Linked DNA regions of Homo sapiens: region 2 is linked to region 1. A link is an interaction called in ENCODE POLR2A ChIA-PET data of the cell type or tissue named here. Cell type or tissue: endothelial cell of umbilical vein. All regions are shown on one strand.

Region 1 (2,500 bases):
ATGAGAAAGTCAAGGAGAGCTGGAGGTAACCAGTTAGGTCTTCACACTTCAGAACACACAAGAACTCAAGTCTTTTCACATATTCCTCACATCTCATGGAACCAGAAGAGATAATTCATTCCCAAGGTAAAACTGAGTGTCACCTGGTGAATAAAGCAGGTAAAAAATATTAGCATGAAGTAACATCTGCTGCTATCACAATGAAATAGTGGCACATAGATTATCTTAAAGTGACATAATACCCAGGAAGATGAAACCAATGTGTGGACAGAAGCTCTGAGTAACTGCCTCTATGTTCCTGTGCCCTCTTTAGCTGCTTGCTAAAAATTGTTAGCCCAGACCTGTGAATCACTGGAATTGCTGCAAAAATTGCCAAAGTAACCTCTGAGAAGCAGGTGGTAATGAAGGCTTCTGTCCAGATGCCAGAATCCCATATGCTTGCCAATCTGTGTTTCCAGCATGCACCATTATACTTAAAATTATATTTTCCTTTTCCTGCCCATGTTCACTCTACCATAATTAACAAGGTTCTAATACTTCTTTAGAAAAAAAGAAACATCACAGCCTATTTGCCTTCTCTTAATAAAAATAAAGGTAAAAAAGGCAGTGTCAGACACCTTCAAACCTTCAACCTAAGCTACAACTCCAGTATTCGGTGCTTAAGTAAGTGATTGTCATCAGTCTTTCTGCAGTTTTTTATTTCAACTGTGCCATTGTCTTGTCTGGGCACCTCAGTACTGAGAGAACCACTCTCTGATTTCCTTTCCAAGTCTACTAGAAAAAAAAAAAAATATATATATATATAGTTTCTGGAAAAAAATTAGTCACACTTTTTTTTCCAGAATGGGAAGAGAGAATGTTAAACAAGCAGGTTTTCCACTTCAGAACAATAGATTTCCCAAGCCAGCAATGCCAACTAATATACCCCACACATCATAACCACAAAACTTTTGGCATCCTCCCAGAACTTGCGCTTCTAGATATAAACAACAATAAAAGTTTGAGTGATCAACATCCAAGGTTATATGTCACCAGGAGGATTGAAGTATTTGCCAAACTTAGGTTGACCTTTTTGGGAGCTCAGAGATGTTATGGTTCAGAGGTCAGTCTTTCTAATCATTGTTTTTTCTACTGACTTGTTTACTTTGTCTTTGCCCAGACTGCCCAGCCCCTCCAGGATCTGGCACCACTGGTTATGGAAAATGTCCAAAGCTTCACAACAAGTTGTGTATTTCTGCAAAAGTCAATTTAGCATTATATCCCAATGTAAGGCTCTGAGTGCCACAAATCATTATAAACAGCATTCTCTTACACTCCTTGCCCTATTTTCTCATAGTTTCAGTACAATATCTGCACGCAATATTAGAAAAGAAATACCCTTAAACATGCAACCATTCAACAACAACAACAACAAGGATTAAATTGCTTTCAATGAATATTTTGGAGTTGTAGAATAGTATGTTGATTGTATTAGTAAATCTAAAACAATGTGGGGCTTTTGGGTTTGGTATAGAGAGGTATGATGTTTAGAAAAAGGTTACATTGAGACGTGGATTTCAATCAGCAATTTAAAAGTACACATGATGGCACTTTAATTACATCTTAATGATTAAATCTTAAAAATGATGCTAATTTCAGTCAAAATAACTTTTGAAGATGTTTTTCTTGCCTGCAGCTATCTGAATACATGATAGGCAGGAAATGGGAAAAGAGAATAAAAAGAGACAGTATTCTAACCACATAAAAGTGTAATTGGGTTTTTTGTTTTTTTTTAATTAAATAATAGTTGTACATATTTATACGGCAAATGCAATATTTTGATACAAGCATACAATGTGTAATGATCAAATCAGGGTAATTACAGTATCCATCATGTCAAGCATGTATTATTTCTTTGTGTTAGGAACATTCCAATTCCACTCTTCTGGTTATTTTGAAATACACATACATTATTGTTAACTATAGTCACCTTATTGTGGTACCAAATACTGAATCTTATTCCTTCTATCTAACTATATTTTTGTACCCATTAACCAGTCTCTCTCTATTCCCTCCTTCCCAGCTTCTGGTAAACATCATTCTACTCTCTGTCTCCATGATATTTTTTTTCTCTTTTTATTTAGCTCCCACATATGAGTAAGAATATGCAATATTTGTCTTTCTGTGTCTGGCTTATTTCACTTAACATAATATCCCCCAGTTCCATCCACATTGTGGCAAATGATAGGATTTCATTCTTTTTATAGCTGGATAATATTCCATTGTGTGTATATATATCACATTTTCTTCATTCACTTATCTGTTAACGGACACTTAGGTGAATTCCATATCTTGGCTATTGTAAATGGCACTACAATAAACATGGGCACATAGATATCGCTTCAATGTCTTGATTTTCTTTCTTTTAGATATATACCCAGCAGTGGGATTGCTGGATCACATGGTATTTCTATTTTTAGTTTTTGTGAGGACCCTCCATATTGTTTTCCATAATGGCTGT
Region 2 (2,500 bases), 450 kb before region 1:
TTATATATATTACATATATTTTACGAAATATTTGATTAAAAATAAAATTAAAAATTACAATTATTTCCCATGAGAAATCCCAATTATTTCCCAATAATTCATATTTGAGTGAAAACTAAAATAAATAATATATAAAATAAACAAGTAAACATGGCCAGAGGTTTAAACTTATGAATCAAAATAATAAGTATAATTGTCAATTTTTCTCAAAAGTGACATATAAACAAAAGTCACATCTGACAAAAGCTGAAGAAACAAATCAAGTAAGTGGATGTTTTAGATGAAAATAATTTAAGTCAAAGAGCATTTAAATGGGAAGAGCACCAAATGATAAAATAAATCATCAGCCTTCATGCATTTAACAACATAGTGTTGAACCATGGAAAGTGTAAGTTGAGAAACATATATATGTTGTAGAAAATAGCATTTGAGGTTATAGTCATACTATGTCAGAGTATAATAAATAATAATGTTTTAAATTAAGGTTGTTTTATAAATAAGCACAATTTTATGTGTAGTCTGTATCAATTAGGTTTTCCTGTGTTTAAAAAAAATACATAAAAACGTAATGGCTTATTAAACAACTGTTTAGCTCTTGAGACTGTGGTTTCTTCCAGGTGGCTTTTCTGCTCCTCTCCACCTGGGTTACTTCTGCATCTGCAGTCAGCTGCCAATAGATTAGACAATGTCGCTATTATGAACTGGTTGACTGTCTGCTTGTGTAATGGTAACAACTGAACCATATGCTACCGTTATCCAACAGGCTGTCCTGGGCTTGTTCATAGGATGGTGGAGGATTTCCAACATCTGCAAGTGACAGCACTTTACAGGTCTTTGTTTCCATCACATGTGTTCTTATCCCATTGTTTAGCCTAAAGTGTGTCTATTGCAGTTATTCTCTTCCACATCACCACTGTATATTAGGAGAATAGATACAATACACACACCTATTAAAAATGAATAAGAATGAGAGGCACATGACAATCCCTGTTCATGGCAATTTTGAAATCCAGACAGCAAGTATTGGCAGATGCCCTTACTTCAAGGACAGAGCACAATTTTCTATTAGGACTATGTTCTGCTCCCTGGGAGTAGATTATCAGTATCATGCCCTCTAATGCTCTCTTGGAGTGGCTTCTTCATTCATCATTGTTCTCCATGGCTCTTGGCTCTGACTTCTGGGACCTTAGCTTGCTGTCTTGGACATTCTTCACATTCCATAAGAATTATTCCATGTTTGCATCTGACTAGCTTCATCAGCCAGGTTCCTGGCCGTAAGAGTTTGGGGATTCAAAAGTCTCTTCATTTTGAGCAATCTCTGTAAATTTTAGTCCAGGCTAGCAGTGTATTTGCCAAAAAAAAACTCTCTTAAATACTGTTTTGAGTTTATATGCATCTTATGTGTGTCCTCTTCATGTCTCAAAGAAAACAACCATAGCAGCTTTTCTTTCTTTTTTCTTTTTTTTCTTAATAATGTAACAGGCCTCTCTACAATTTGGGCATATTTAGCTTTAGTGGGTTATTAATGACCTTAAGATCCATAGAAGCACTTTTATCAAAGTGAGAAGGTATACTAGGTATTGTTTTAATTCTTTCAGAGATTTTAACAAAAGGACTTATATTTAACAAATTGTTATATTTAACAAAATGAGCCTAGCTATGTAGTTTGAGTTAATTTTTACTCTGAGGTCATTTTTTACTTTAAGAATATTTTCATGGCTGAGAGTCTGGAATTGAAGAGCAGTTTTATTTTCTAACACAGCAAATTTTGGTCCCTCTATAGTCCCTCTAGATTCTGCATGCAAATTAAACTGTTCTTTCTTTAGCTCATCTCTCTCTTCTTTTTTTTTTTTTTTTCACACACAGCTAAAAGAATCCAACTGACATTTTAAACATTATGCCTGGAAATCATCTTCACTACTAGATGCAGTAGGTTTATTTTCTTTTAATTTACTGCAGGCAATTTTTGTTCTATCTCAAAACATGTGTTGCCATTTTTTCAACCTACTATAGCAGCTTTATCTCTGCTATTATAGCTTCCACTACTAGCTGTGGCCAGGACTAGGATAAATCAAGCGAGACATCTATGGTGAAAAATTTAAGATAGATAATCACACTCAATGTTGTGCTTGTATTACCGCCATAAATTGTATACTGTAGATGTCTTACTCTTAAGGATTCATTTCAGTACATATTGTAATTTTTAAGAATTTATTATGATTTATTCACCATTTCTCCAGTCTCCTAAAGGTAACGCCGCATGTTCTAGGTTTTTGTTATGGTAGCACCCTACTCTAAGAACCAATGTCTGTATCAGTTAGCCTTTTTTGTATAACAAACTATCCTAAAATTTAGTGACTTATGTAACAGTCATTTATGTGCCCCATGATTTTGCAGATCTGCAATTTGGGCTACCTGCAGCCAATTTGAGCCTGTTAAGTCCAGCTTGGATCATTCATTCATTGAGTCAGCTGTCAATAATCTAAGTGACTTTTCACTG

The links. Peaks named below come from ENCODE experiments on the same cell type or tissue, not always from the same donor. Only the 100,000 strongest peaks of a DNase experiment are listed, where the experiment ranks them.
Region 2: POLR2A ChIA-PET joins it to region 1 with 5 read pairs; 1 of 35 experiments calls an interaction of 5 or more read pairs at or near these places.

The regions. Positions count from the first base shown.
Region 1 is chr3:144,228,067-144,230,566 of GRCh38, reverse strand. LOC105374140 (a long non-coding RNA gene) reads right to left here. Exons shown (of 8, transcript XR_007096124.1): 1 at 1-2,500. Among named protein-coding and RNA genes, the nearest start is that of DIPK2A, 260 kb to the right of the region's middle. In endothelial cell of umbilical vein, no CTCF peak of the experiment used is centred here; a DNase peak (open chromatin) is centred at 976.
Region 2 is chr3:144,676,007-144,678,506 of GRCh38, reverse strand. No RefSeq gene overlaps it. Among named protein-coding and RNA genes, the nearest start is that of DIPK2A, 710 kb to the right of the region's middle. In endothelial cell of umbilical vein, no CTCF peak of the experiment used is centred here; a DNase peak (open chromatin) is centred at 1,286.